2 separate regions of the Homo sapiens genome follow, and region 2 is linked to region 1. Evidence: read pairs that join two places in POLR2A ChIA-PET (ENCODE). Cell type or tissue: Panc1. All regions are shown on one strand.

Evidence for each region. Peaks named below come from ENCODE experiments on the same cell type or tissue, not always from the same donor. Only the 100,000 strongest peaks of a DNase experiment are listed, where the experiment ranks them.
Region 2: POLR2A ChIA-PET joins it to region 1 with 6 read pairs; 2 of 35 experiments call an interaction of 5 or more read pairs at or near these places.

What each region holds. Positions count from the first base shown.
Region 1 is chr1:197,670,880-197,678,879 of GRCh38, forward strand. It overlaps DENND1B (DENN domain containing 1B), which reads right to left. Exons shown (of 23, transcript NM_001195215.2): 4 at 3,241-3,290; 5 at 1,158-1,277. Among named protein-coding and RNA genes, the nearest start is that of DENND1B, 100 kb to the right of the region's middle. RefSeq lists a silencer at 2,806-3,006. In Panc1, no CTCF peak of the experiment used is centred here; no DNase peak of the experiment used is centred here; H3K4me3 peaks cover 497 bases; H3K27ac peaks cover 689 bases.
Region 2 is chr1:197,859,117-197,867,116 of GRCh38, forward strand. No RefSeq gene overlaps it. Among named protein-coding and RNA genes, the nearest start is that of C1orf53, 40 kb to the right of the region's middle. In Panc1, no CTCF peak of the experiment used is centred here; no DNase peak of the experiment used is centred here.

The DNA.
Region 1 (8,000 bases):
TGGATAAAGTGTAAGTTTTAAGCACAATTTTTATCCAGATGAAAAAGTTGTGCTAAAGAGAGAATGGGGGCACATTCACGATTCTATAACTTCTAAAGCAGTTAAGCACTTACTTTTGAATAAAGATAGAAAAAAACTCTCCAGCTCTAACCAATGTTGTAAGTAAATTAACAACCTCTCAATGAATGATATAACTGTAGCTAAATATGAATAGCAAATGAACAGGAAGACTGATTTTATACCAAAGTTTTCTTTGTAATATGTTATTTCATAAATTGTTATTTCTTTTCCTATAAGCATTTCTAAGAAATCCAGTTTGACCAATATCCATGTTATAATAATAGTTTGGAGTCCTATTTTTATAGACTACATCTGGATTTCTGATTCATCAGGACATATTGCAAGAATGCTAACCTTTAGAACCCTTTCTTCCTAACAGTCAGCAACTCAGATCCCAAGTCCACAGGCAGGAGACATACTCTAAACTACCTACTGAATCAAGGCAGATAATGTAAGCAATTAGGCAGGACAGATAGGACCTTTGGAAACTAGCAAGCTCATGACACAACTAAAAATCTGCTATTCAGTTCCAGCTTATTGTTGCCATGGCAGAATTAGTAGATAGCCTCACTTTTCAAAAGGAATTCGAAATATGAACTATATACAAAACTTCCTCAAATTCATAAGGTTAACGTCCTTTAAAATTTTTAAAACACCCAGTAGCCAAACGAAAACCTCTAAACGCTTCTACCAGGTTCATCAGTTTGCAACCTCTGTCTTAAAGCAGCAGTTCACTTTTAAAAATCCAAGTTCTGGTTCAGTGACAGAAAAGGGCATACATTAATTTAACTTATTTTTTTTTGTATTCCATTTAATAGGTGAAACTCATATTATTTGAATACATCTCTTTATATTTAGTTTTCAAAAATAACTCTACAAAAAACTAATCTTTAAAAAATCGATTATTTCAAGGAAAGTTCCACTATGTTAATGGTAAATCTTTAAACTTAACTGATTCTGTATACAGAAAATCAGGAAAATTATTTTTCAACTTGTTTTTAAAGAAAACAAGTTTTTCTTCATCCCAAGCATAACAAAGTACAATAGAGAGATAGTTACCTATTTTGCATCTAATTTTTTTTACTACAAATACTCACCTAAGGATGCATAAACAAATTGTGCCTCCTGACGTCAGTCTGCAGAATCCAAATCTCTGTTTACTTTCAATGTCTGTCAGTACAAAGGTAAAGTGCTGTCCAACTTGATTCTGAGACACCCTAAAATATAGTAACATTAGGAAACATTGTGCCTTGTTTGACAATTTTCTTCAAGAAAAACAAAAATAAGAGTATATTTATATGTGACATTGGTTTCATCTTTCTAATCAGTTGGTTCTTGAAGCTAGAACTATGTTCTAAAACTAGAGGAAGTGTGAAACTTGTAAAGTAAACACCAAAATAAGTTGTAATACCTCATAGACTGAACAGTTCAGCATATATTAATCTCTCACTAGGAAATCATAAGGTAGTCTACCATAAATGATCATAAGACTAAAAGTGCTCATATTTCATAAATTATCAAAATATTATTACTGAAACTGTAGAAGCAGCTAGAAATCATGACTAAGTCCTTTTCTTCAACTTTAGCCTCTTTTCTTAATTATTCTAAAATTGCTTAGATAGCAAATCATGTCGCTTTAGAATCTAATGGCAGCCACCACCAACTCTGTTTAATTGCTTCTCCTGTTGACATTCTCATCCAATAAAGTACCCTACAAAAATACCCTTGTTATATTTTTTCTAGAATTCTCTTGTACAGCTATCAATATACTGAGGAATACATTTCCAAGTATAAAATAAGAATATAATTTCTACCAAAATAAAAGGCTTATCAGCTAAGCTGTAAAGAATTCTAGTCAACTTTGAAGTATCATACTACCATAATATGTGTCACACTTTGGTATAAGGGGCAATATAAAACGTTAGATTGAATCTTTATTTCTATTTAAAATATATGAATATATTTCCTAGTACTGGCTGTAATCTTGCCATTAGATAACCATAACCGAACTTTTGCTTCCTTGTCCCAAAATAAAATATCCATGACGCCTACACTTTGGTTTTGAAATAGCCATAGGGATTGTGCAGAAGGAAATAAATTACTGCCAGTATCAATGCTACAAACAGTTTTGTCAGGAAATGTTGCATTTCAAATGCTGAACATTTAACAACTACACTTTTCAGTGGATAGGTTTTTCTTACACTTTAATAAACTTAAAATAAAAAAAAAACCCTCTAGTGACAAATGTGACCTCTAGTGCCCAAGATTCATAATATCCTTTTTGTAGCTGGATCCTAAATCTTCCTTACTATTAATATGAAACGTGTAACTTTTTTTGGTAGGGGTAGGGCAATGATTCCTCAGATAAGGTAAAACAAGGAGTATCATTCATCAACAATGCTTATTAGTACTGATTAGTCCATCATTCAGAAGGCTTTATCTTTAATACAGTAAAATCATAAAGTCTCACTAATACTTTAGCGAAGTATTTTCCTAAAATAAACATTCTTTCAAAAACCCTTCATGTCACCCTCTTAAGTAAACTGAAAATAGAGTATAAAAATCACATGAAAAACAATAAACGATCTGTTGTTATGCTCACAGGGCTGTATGTTCCAAGAAATTTCAACTCTATGCAATTTCATCATTCAGTATTTGTTCAGTGAAATATAAAAACAAGATTTTCAAAACTAGAGGAGTTTCCCTATAGCTTTCCATAATATTACACTACCTCTATAAAGCTATTATTGAGAGACAAGTAGCCATGAGTTTTACAGCATGACACAGATGGTCTTTTCAATGAGGATGAAGTGAGATAGAAACCAGGAAACATACATCAAGACATAATTCTAAGACTCCAATCAAGGTCATATTAGTATTTTTTTCCACTAGTGATCACAATTTCTACCTGAAGAGAGAACAAAGGGAAAAAATAGAACCTGTTGGTAATGTGTTTTCAAACTTGTCTTAACTGGTCATAGTAGAGAAAATAAAAGATGTGATTTAAAAGGCTTCCTCTTCCACATATTAATTAATTTTCAACCTCTTTTCAATCTCTAGCCTTTTTGTGAGAAGCAATAAAGAGAAGGGACATTTTATTTTATAAAAAAGCACATGTAATCATTTTCAAGTATGTACTATAAGAATCTACATTTATTTTAAATGATACTTATACTGTACCTTTCAACGTCAAAGGGAAAACAGAACTTTGGCACACTCTGTAGTATTTCCTACAAATGGAAATTTCAAAAAAAAGAAATAAGTTTTAGAATATTTTTTAAGAAGCAGTTAAAACTTCTTTGAGACATTTTCTAGGAGAAAAAGATGCTTTCTTTGTCCTTAAGAAAAATAGCACAGGTTCCTAGACTAAAATAATTGATTATTAAAAAGGAATTAAGTTTGTGCTTTGGCAGATTGCACTGACAATGCCACAGAAACCCCAGGGGGGAAAGGCCTGGCCTGAAGGGTATTAACACCCTTCACATCCCCGCTGGGATTCCCTTCAACAAGGCCATATGGATTTTACAAGAAGCACCGCACCATATGGGTAAGCTACGTCTGCTGCTACTTGTACCACAGTCTAGCCATAGGGACTTCTGACAGATCCTGGCTCAAAAATATAAATGTTGTTTCAATTAAAATGCAGGCAGAGAAAAGGGAATGAAGTTGGCAGCAGAATGAATTACTGAGAGGTATAACAACTCTACATGTCCCATAGTCAAACAGTTAAAAAAAAAAAAAAAGAGAGAGAGACTTTCTATAGCCAAAGAAACATTTACATGATTCAATTCTTGGTATTAAGTTTTATCTTAACACTCTTAAAGAAATGTGTATCTAAAAACAAGCTGTCAAAAATACAGCTTCTATTCTGTGCACTTTCATTTAAGGATTGCCTAATATGAAAATCAATGCTTTAATAAAACACAGAAAATAATCTGAATGATTTTGAAACCTTCAGTTATTTAACAGTCATTAAAAATAATTTCAAAATCTTTTAGAAACCATACACATTAAAAATTATAATAAAATACAAATAATTATCAGCTACTTGGCAAACAAAGTCTTAATAATCTATTTTGTTATATTTGAAAAATAAAATTAAGTCTGATTCAAAAGTTAAACTTTAAACTTGAAGACAACATCATACAACTTCAAAGTCAGGCAATTTTACAAGACAAAGAATTTTATAAGGATGTTTCCCATTAAAAAGAAAAAAGAGCAAATATCTTAATGCAGCAGTCATCCTCACTGAACAATATTTTTGCTACCACTTCTTTGCCACTAAAACTAAGGTCTACAGAAGTCATCAATATCTGAATATTTAAACCGTATACATAAATATAGCATTGAGTGTTTTAAAGTAGAATTTCTTGCATTCTTTTAAAAAGGTAGACTACAATAAAGTGTCAACTAAAAATAAAACATTATAAAATTCCAATACCAATACCTAAGAAAGCTTCAGTGCCTTAATGCACATAAGCAGAAAGAAAAGGATCTTGTAAAAAAAAAAATCATCTACTCTTAGGGCAGGGTACCCTGGATTGCTTATAATCATAATCATGTACCTTTAAAAATATGAGCACAGACTCTATATTAAGCGAAAGCTAACTGTTTCACCACTGACAATATTTTGTTAAATGTAGTTAAAAGAGTCACTAAACTTGCAGTAAGTTAAATTCTGTAAACTGAAAAACAGTTCATTGCAAATGAGACCAGTTCATTTTCATTTGACCATTGCTTAATCCTTATCTTGTACTTCATAAAGTGAAACCATTCACCATTTTTACTATACATGTGAACACTATTCAGACCTCCTCCTATAAAATTGTCCACATAATTTCTGTAACAATAAAGAACATATATTCAAAATTCAATATCTCCCTCTAAATACACAAATTAGTAATATATTTCACATCAATTTTAAGACTCAAGACGAACGCTTCCCAGTTAGTTGCTCAATCTTTCACACCCTCCCCCTCCCTTCTTCCACAAGCAACACACGTGCATACACTTCTGTGAAACAGCCTCAGCTCGCTTCCCAACTGGCAGAAGCATCCCTCAGGGGACAAGTCTTTAAACCTCCGCACTCTTTAAAATTCAACCAGCCAGCAGGTCTATAGACTAGTGTATAAACAGTATAGACAAAAAAAAAAAAAAATCCTCTCTCAGCTTATGTCAGTGACAAAGCAGCTCAGCAGTTGACTGTTTCTCCCCTGACAGTATAAACTGGGTTTACACAGATCAATAGCTGGAAGTCCTACCTAGCTCCCAGGGCTTGGTTTTCTTCCTTAATTACAGGTGCTATTGAAACTGAAGTGTAAAAAGAAAAGAGAGAGACTTGGAAGGAGGCATAAAATGCATGCAAATAGCTTTTATGGATCCTCTTAGCAATAGTATTAATTGAAAATTATACTTCCACATTTATTACAAAAGTGTGTGTGAAGGCTGGTATTTTCACTACACAGTGTTTTTAATATGACACATATACAAACACACACACACACACGCACACACGAAATCCTAGGTTAGCATCCACAGATTATGTGAAAGGTTTAAGACAATACTCTCCAGAAGTTATCAATTTTTCCTTTTTCTACAGACTTTTGCATTTAAAGAAAACAAGAAAAATTATTTTGGATTCAGAATCCTCCTAACTCTCCAAAATATTTTATTTTTATGCCAAAAGAGTATATTGGCTAACACATGTCAAATGATAAAAATAGGAATAATAAAAAGAATGGATGGAATAGAATACAAAATTATGAACAGCAAAATGAAAGAGGTAATAATACATATTTCTGTGTATGTCCTAAAACAGCACTTCTACTATCATGTTAATGACTGGAAACAAGGACTGATGAAAATTTATATTTTGGGGGGTTTTGGGTTCCATACCAGTGTATCTCTAGTAATAAGCATTACAATGAAATTGATCTTGTAAGAGAGAACTAGGGCCAATTGCTAGTGTTAGAGTGGTATATTAATTATTTATCCCATCAGGTTACCATTTAGCACCATAAATTGATCAACTGAAAAGGAAAACAAGCATTTAAGAAAGAATTTACTTCAAAAAAAAACACTAACGTTTACATCTTGATCAAAGTTCTTAGAATTTATTCTTAGAACAAAGGTCTTTGAATTTATCTGAGAATAATCTAAGATAAAATGAGATGTGTCATTGTCGATACCACTAATTGTTTTTCCTCCTTCTCAACCACTTTTGTCCTCCACTGTACACTGAAATTTCAGAGCGTTCTCTGAAATTGCATAGTTTCTTCTCTTCCCTACTCAGTAAGATATACCTGTAAGCAATCTCATCTATACCCACAGTTTCAACTACAACTACTAAATCTCTTAGTCTTGTAGTTTAGATATTTCTCCAGGATTATGGCTCTAACTACTTTCTGGTATGACTTTCTAAATGTTCCCAGACACCTCTAATGAAGAATGTACAAAACCAAAGTTGTTCTTTTACTTACGGTCCTTATCACCTAAACTGGCAGCACCATCTACCTAGTTACCCAAATCAGAAACACGGTAGTTACCATGACCCCTCCTTTTCCCTGACCCCCACATATAATTAATCACTCACCAAGTCCTTTCATTCAATTTCATAACTATCTTGCTCCAGATGTTCTCAATGGAGGGTGGAAAGGATTAGAAAGAAGATGAAGAGGTTTTAGAATCACTTGGGAGTGTTTTTCAAAACACAAATTTGATTGCCTACACGAAACCCACAAGGGTCCTGAGTCTTTAACTTCAGTTTGAATACCACCAATAATTAAGGACTAGGAGTAACTACATCAGTTAAGGGTGCTTAATGTATATAAGGAAAAGTTATACTCTCATAGCAAGAAATGACATGGTTGACTTGTTCAGAGACTGTTTAATTCAACAGCTACCTCATGGACCCAGAAGTCTTCCCTCCTGCCCTGCTGGGCTAAATTCGTTGGCTTTTTCCTCAGCTATCTCTACTCATGATCACAAAATGAGCTTCCAGAGTTCAGCACATCTCATGAAGATACAGCAGTGTTCAGTGAAGGAAGCCTCCCTTTCTGTCAGTCTTTTTATCAGTGAGGAAACCTCTCCCAGAAGTCTGATCCCTGACTTTCCCATTACATTTAATTAGCCACAGGGTCATAAGCCACTCCTAAACTAATCCCTGGCAAGGGAAATGGTTATCTATGCTCAGTTTAGCCTTAGACTAGTTAGAGTAAAAGTCAGAATTCAACCCATTCGTCTCCCGATAACCATGACACATGTAATTACAGAGAAATACGAGTGAAGTATATTATATTTTATTTCTTAAGAATCCTCATAATGATATTAATCAAATATTATGTTTATACTAAAGTTCTCAATAAAAATATTACACCATATCATATAAGGACAATTTTAAACTATCTGTAATTTTATTTCATATGAATAACACTTTCAGAATCATTTTGCTACAACTAAATGAGCTACTTGTCCATTTTAATCGAATTTTTCACAAAGGCCATGAATTTCTGAAAAGATGATTACTTAATTTTGAATATTATCCCCCAAATAAGTGAGAATTACCTAATACTACACATTCATTCAATTTATTTATACTTTACACAAGAGAGTAATAACTGAGATTCCCGAACAGCACTTAGATGTTCCAGGGCACCACAGCAAACTCTCAGGGACACCGTCAGATATTTTAAATTTTCAAGGGAAACAAAGTTATATTAACAGGGTGATTAAATCAAAATGCATTTTATAGGGAGAATTATATTAATTTGTCAAATTACAGAGACAGCCTATCATCTTTTATTTTTAAGAAGTGTTCTGCTCCCACTTATGAGTGAGAATATGCAGTGTTTGGTTTTCTAGTCCTGTGTTAAGTTTTCTGAGGATGATGGTTTCCAGCTTCATCCATGTCCCTTGGAGAATATATTTTTAAACTTAGGGCC
Region 2 (8,000 bases), 190 kb after region 1:
AGTGCTCTATAGCCACATTAACATCACAGAAAGTTCTATTGGACAATAGTGGTCTAGAGTTGAGGGGCGGTGGCTGTGGTTTTCAGCTTTGCAAACCATAAAATCACTATTGTAACAACTCAGCTCTGCTGCTGTGGCTCAAAAAGCAGCCATATACAATAAGTAAATAAATGAGCATGATTATATCCAAATAAAACTTTATTTTCAAAACTAGGTGGCAGGCCAGCTTGTCTTGTGAACAATAGTTTGCTGAGCTACTATCTACAGAAGGAAACCACTAACTATAGTAAAAGAGTGCAAGATAAGAATAGAGAATTGAGTAACTTTCTGTGGGAATTCAAACGGTCTTTATGGATGCATTACCTACAATAATAAAGTATTTTTGTCTTAAGCCACTGGCTTTGGGGTGATTTGTTAGACAGCAATAGATAACAGATAGAGTTAATCATACTATGCCCTTAATACCTTATATAAACAACTTTCCGAATACCAAAATATAGTTTATTTACCATATTTTATATCTCCCAATGCTCAAAATTCATATCCTTTATGGAGCCTTTGCCACTTCTCCATGCAAATCTGTGAGTCTACCCTCTAACATTTTAAAATCTCTACTACTGCACATTGAATTGTAAGTATTTGCTATATGCCTTTCTCCCTATGTATGGAAGTAAGCTCTTCAAGAATAAAGTTTATGACTTTATCTTTGAATCCCTAGTGTCTAAGACAAATTTGGCACCTAATAGGCATTTAATAAATGTTTGTTAAATTAGTACAGCCAATGACTTGATATTATTGTCAGCAGCCTCAGAGCTTACATACTTAGCATTTTATACAGCTTTTGCACACTAGGTATATAATAATGTTTATTTAGCCATTGCTTACATCCTTGCAATAGCTCAATATTTTATCTGTTCAAAGAATCACTGAAGGCCAGGCATGGTGGCTCATGCCTGGAATCCCAGCACTTTGGGAGGCCAAGGCAGGCAGATCACTTGAGGCCAGGAGTTCAAGACCAGCCTGGCTAACATGGCAAAACCCCGTCTCTACTAAAAATACAAAAAAAAAAAAAAAAAAAAAAATTAGCCGGGATGGTGGCACACATCTCTAATCCCAGCTATTTGAGAGACTGAGGCAACAGAATCACTTGAACCAGGGAGGCGAAGGCTGCAGTAAGCCGAGAGAGTGCCGCTGCACTCCAGCCTGGGTGACAGAGCCAGACTCTGCCTCAAAAACAAACGAACAAATTAAAAAAAAAAATCACTGAAGCCATAAATCTCTATGTATTGTGCTTGATTTATCTAAATTTTCAACCCATGCCCTTTTTTTTCATAAATATAACAGTCTTGAAAGAAATTACAGTTACAGTTTTTGTGTTTTTTTTCTGAAGAAAATTATGCAGACTTATTTTATAAAGTGGCATGATTTACATTTTGGCATTAGCTGAAAGGTAGTTTTGTTTTCACCTAAAGCTGCTGTGAATATATTTACCGAAGTGAATTTAATTTGCATATTAAATTTGCATTTTTATGACCAGGAGTTGTAATTGAAAACAAGAGAATTAGACACACACAAGAAAATGGGAATTATTTACTGTTTAATAATTCAATTGTATCTAGTTGAAATCCTTCTAGTATAGTAAAAGCAATCACAGTGTTAGATTATAAAATATTACCAGATTAAATGTATTTTCACAAGAAACGGCCCAAGTAAATGATTGTATTCATTTTTCACAGTGGAGAAACCCATTCTGTTGTAAGTGATCGCATTATGTTAAAAGTCTAGGTAAATGACCAGAATTGTCTATTATTGAACAAATAAATAAATGACTTCCTCCTTAAAATTAGTGTTTCTTAAAATGAATAAAGTTCATTATCTGGTTGATATAACTTTAAATCTTTGATTAATGTTAAATAATAAATCAGAAAGCAAATAGACCAGCAAAAAAAGATATTATAAGGGATACATTTTTAAACACACAGTTATTACTTCAAAGTAGATATTAAAAAGGGGCCATTCATAACGGCCTTCCAGAGTCACACAGAAATATGAATCAGATAAAACTGCCCTAGACTGTATTTATTTTCTATGTATTAAATTCAAATATTATTAATTTGTATCAAGTGATTTACTCTTAAAATTTGCAAATTATTGAATATATGTATCAGAAAAAAAGCAGTCAAGAAATAAACATTTACATCTCTAATTGTCTAAAAAACACTATCACATTAAATGTTTCCTATGATTTACAAATAATTGTTTTTATTAATTTGTGGCTCCAGTTATAGCAACTACTGCAGATGTGTCTTTTTCCTGGAGCAAACTGATACCACTGGCACATGACATGCAGCTATTGGGGCGGTAAATACTTTCATTCTATGCTAATCAAAAAACACAGTTTCTTTCACCTGAAAGGACAGCAGGATACCTTTTCTATCTTGTTCCAGAGTGGTGACAACTCACTGGTTCTGTGCCACAATTGAGCTCATGGAGACATTTATTGTATTGTCATTTCACAGGAGCTCATGCTGGTCCCTTACATTGATGTCAATGTAGTGGCAGATATGCATGATGCCTTGATAAAATTCTTGTGTGCCAGAGCATTGGATACTAATTCCACCAAAATACAGGGATCTGCCACTTCCATAAAATTCCTGAAGAGCCAGTGAAATTTAGTATGTCAAGATACCTTCTCCAAAGGAAAGGAGAAATTCTTGTACCTTCTCACTGCCTACTATTAAAAAAAGGCACAGGGCTTGGTAAACATCTTTTCATTTTGGAAGTAATGAATATCATATTTAAGCATATGATTTATATCCATTTGTCAGATTTGCCAAAAGACTGAATACTGTTTTTTTGAGACAGAGTCTGGTTCTGTTGCCCAGGCTGGAGTGCAGGGACAGGATCTTGTCTCATTGCAACCTCTGCTTCCTGGGTTCAAGTGATTCTCCTGCCTCAGCCTCCGGAGTAGCTGGGATTACAGGTGCACGCCATCACACCAGCTAATTTTTGTATTCTTATTAGAGACGGGGTTTTGCCACGTTGGCCAGGCTGGTCTCGAACTCCTAGCCTCAAGTGATCCACCTGCTTTGGCCTCCCAAAGTGTTGGGATTACAGGCATGAGCCACTGCACCCGGCCAAGACTGATTATTTTTAATGGATCCCAGGGCAAGTGTAAACTGAACAAAAATGCAATGCAATTACAGTGAAGCTTTACTCATACTCAAGTGTCTATGATCAGTTGTGACACTTTTGGCAAATCTGGAGGAAAAAAGTCTAGTGTTGGCTCCCAAGGTCTAAGAGCAAAGCCATGTATTTTAGCAATAACAATCCTCTTTTCAGAAACAGCTCTTAACTTGATTGGTCCCTGGCAGAGAATGAAGTCTGACTTTGGTATGTTCATAATGTTAGGTTCAGAAATAAAAACAACAACAAAAAGAAAGTCTGACTTTGGAACATCGGGTGGCAACATGACACCATTGCTATAACAAACCGGGGTTATTTGACATCCTAGTCATAGATTTAGACAAACTCAGTGGCATTACATTATTCAGATGGAAGTGAAATATATGGCTCCAGAGAAAGTAGACCCTGAAAACATAAGCAAATTGAGTTAACAACTGATTTTCATTCCCAACTTGCCTATGTATTTTGCTCTGCCATCCTCCTTCAATCTCTATTTATGACTCATGGGGAGTTTCTTATTATTAATTGACCAGAAGGGGAAAAGTTCAAGCCTTATTTACAGGTATTACTGTATAATTTACTCACCAGACAGAAATTCACAACTGACACTTTACAGCCCCATCCTGGGTTGACCCTTTAAAAAGCATGTGTGGGAGAGTATGAAGACAAAACCTTTTAATGGTTTATCTTGTCCCCTCTGCCTTGAAGGAGAGATAGCCTTAGGCAAATATCTATGCTTTTCTTTCCTTGAGTAATCACCTTCCCTCCTGGGACTTCTCTGGGTCCTGTCCTAGCATCTGCGGTGGTGCTCAAAGCTGGGAACCTAGTTGGAGCCTCCGTGTGATGAACTAGAGGTTTGTAGGTGACATACTTTCTGTAATGGTGAATCTGGGATCTAACGTTTTGGAAACATCAACCCTTAGGGAAGAAATGGTTCCTCTAGGTACACAAAAATGGTACTATTAAATTGGAAGCCAAGACTACCACTTGGATATTTCAGATTCTTCATGTCTTTAAGCAAATAGACCAAAAGTGAGCTGATCTTTATTATTGGTTTGGATGATGAATCCTGGATATTAAGAGAAAAAGAAATACTAGAGACAATGGGATATGAAGCTGTATAGACAGAAGCCAGAGAAAACAATAGATCTTCAATTTTCAGTGTTAAAAATTAATGGCATTTTAATTTTGACTACCATGGAGTAACAAGGGCCAGATTAATCCTCCAATGTTAAAGAACTGGAAACATTAGATGACAAGCAGTATAGAACAATAATCTTTGAGAAAAGGAAACAAAAGAAGCCCCCTATAATCACCCCAGTTTATTGTTTAAAGAGAGGGCTTCCAGACTATAGTAGTGAGAAGAGGCCCCAAACAGACCCTGAAAGTAGTGCTGAGCTGAAAAGACAGAATTCAGAGTTAAGAAAGGCAAAACAGCTAGATTTCTGGGTGTAACTTCAGGAAGAAGAGTGCTGCACAAAAAACAAACAAACAAACAAATAAAAAAATGGGCTCCAAAGATCTGTCCAGGTCCAGGAGTCTGCTTTAGTCTATGGCAGAGTATTGATCTGCACATGGAGATTGTGGAGGAAACTACATAAAGCCTCAGAAAGGATCAACGGAAGGGAATAGGTGGACTTTTCCCTGGAGATCCAAGGGACAGGAAATCTTTCATGTTCTAATCAATCAGAGGGGAAAGACTCCTGATTAAGTAGGGAATTGAGTAGACTCCTTAGACGGTTATTACCTCAGCAGTGGAATTGCATAAGTCCTCAGAGGAACAGCTGCTCTGGACCTGCCCTAACAAAGTTTGGGAAAAGAGACTTAAAAGGATAAAATTGTTTACAAGTAATTTAGCAGAATCCTAGAATAAAATCTAATAATATCTAAGGAGATTCAGCAAAATACAACAGCAACTACAATGTTTGGAATTCAGTCAAAAATTTGCCATACAAAGATACCACTACATACCCACTAGCATGGCAAAAAGTTAAAACTGTAAAAAAAAATTAACTCTTTTCAATACTTTTATTGTTGCTAGTGGGGTTAGCACTGTTATTGTGTGTGTTTATTGAGAATATGGCAAATAAGCAAGTATGACATAGTCTAATTATATTGTCCTTCATAGCCTTAAGAACTAGGATTATCAGCAGTGTAAAGGATATATTGATGTGAAATAGAAGCACTACAGATGTAAGACTGCTCTAACTCTGAATTGAAAATATAAATATGAGCTCATAATATATTTTGTTTGAAAAAATAATCCCTACTGTGTTCACTGAAAAGGCCTGGAAGTAGTCACCCTAATAGAACTAAAAACTCACTAAAAAAAAACAAACTAAAAAGAGCCTTGGCTAGTGCTATTATTTTGCTGTGTCCTCATCCTAATCTCAGCTTGAGTTGTAGCTCCCATAATTCCCAAGTTTTGTGGGGGAGATAAGGTGGGAAATTGAATCGTGGAGCAGTTTCCCCCATACTATTCTCATGGTAGTGAATAAGTCTCACGAGATGTGATGGTTTCACAAGGGCAAACCCCTTTTGCTTGGTTGTCATTTCTCTCTTGTCTACCACCATGTAAGATGTGCCTTTTGCCTTTTGCCTTCTGCTATGATCAGGAGGCCTCCCCAGCCATGTGGAACTGTGAGTCCATTAAACCTCTTTTTCTTTATAAATTACTCAGTCTTGTATATGTCTTTATCAGCAGTGTGAAAACGAACTAATACAGCTAGTTCTAAGTGTAAGACAGCAAAAGTACAAAATGAGTGTGGAACACCTTGTCATACCAAGTAGCAAAGAAACCATCAAAGGTTATTAAGATCATGTCGACAGGACTCACACCATTTAGAACATTGGCCAAGAAGAGCATCAGTACGAATAATAGCTGCATGCCAGGCGTGGTGGCTCATGCCTGTAATCCCAGCACTTTGGGAGGCCGAAGCAGGTGGATCGCATGAGGTCAGGAGTTTGAGACCAGCCTGCCCAATATGGCAAAACCCCATCTCTATTAAAAATACAAAATTAGCCGGGCATGGTGGCAGGTGCCTCTAATCCCAGCTACTTAGGAGGCTGAGGCAGGAGAATCGCTTGAACCCGGGAGGCAGAGGTTGCAGTGAATTGAGATTGCACCACTGCACTGCAGCCTGGGCAACAAGAGCAAAACTCCGTTTCAAAAAAAAAAAAAAAAAAGAATAATAGCTGCAATGGCTTAAAACATAACTAAAATATGTTTAAACCCATATGTTTGTAGTGATGAAAAAAAAACTCTTAAAAACCTAATTAATCACTGTTGGATGATTCTAGGGAACAAATACATTATGAAAATTAGTAAATAAAGGGATACGATCAAACATTTATCTTGCTTTCTTTATATGAACTGTAACGCTGAGTAACTAAATGATAGATAAGTAGAATTTTTCTCTTTAGAGAGATATTTCAGCTAATAAAGAACAAAGGTTACAATTAGAATATCACTATTTTGTGATAAATTAATGGAAGTAGATACTAAGCATTAACAGCCAATAACATCACAAAAAGAGAGCCAGTCAAATATTTTGTGCCTCCCAATAAAATATAACAATATCTATAAAGTGTCTTGGCAAGAAAAAACAAACTAATCTAAATCTGATCAGTCTCTAGAGCCGAAGTAAAAACAACTCAGTTTATTCAACAAATAAATTTCAAAAGGGAAAACAGTGTACTATAAAAAGTTATGGCATTTAAGAGACTATTAGGAATTTTAACAGTACCTGTTTGTTGATATTAAGAAAATATCCCTCTTTGTTTAGGTACACTTATAGTATTGTGATTATGTTTTAAAAGAGTTCATATCTTGTAGGCATAAGTACTAAAACATTTACGGTGTTTGGTATCTGCTACAAAATATATTTAGAGGATAGATGGGCTGTAGATGAAACAAGAATTGCTGTGATACATGGGGATTCATTACATTTTTTCTGTATGCTTTTGTATTTCTACAGTAAAGATTTTAAGGTAATAAAAAAAAGAACAAAAATAGAACTCAGAAAAGTAATGGAAGACATGGCCAGGAGCGGAGGCTCACGTCTGTAATCCCAGCACTTTAGGAGGTCAAGGGGGGCGGATCACTGGAAGTCAAGAGTTTGAGACCAGCCTGTTTAACATGGCAAAGCCTCATCTCTACTAAAAATACAAAAATTAGTGGGGTATGGTGGCACGTGCCTGTAGTCCCAGCTACTCATGAGGCTGAGGCAGGAGAATCACTTGAACCTGGGAGGCAGAAGTTGAAGTGAGCTGAGATCCCGCCAGTGTACTCCAGCCTGGGTGACAGAATGAGACTTCAAGTCAAAAAAGAAGAAAAAATAAATAAATAAAGAAAGAAAAAAAATAAAAAGAAAAATAATGAAAGACAATAACAACCCTAAAAAGGTTCACCCAGAAATCAAATCCTTCAGAAATGATATAATTTGTTCAACTACAGAGTTTACATAATTTTTTAAAACCTTAAAGATATACCATTTTAGGAAAAGAAATTTCAATTAGTTTATATGAATGTTTAATAATAGTTAATTGTTACTACTACATGAAAAAATCTTGGTTATATTTGCCTCTTTTTAATGAATTTCAATTAATTAATGTATTTTAGTCATTTTTTTGCCCTTGTCCACATAAAGTCAGAGTCAAAATATTCTAGTTTTCTTTTAGAGCACATGCCATTATTACTTACCATAAGAAGAAATACTGCTGCTGCTCCTAATATTTATCAACAAGGAAGGAAGGAGGGAAGAAAGTAAGGAAGGAGGAAGGAAGGAAGGAACAAGGGAGGGAGGGGGGGAGGA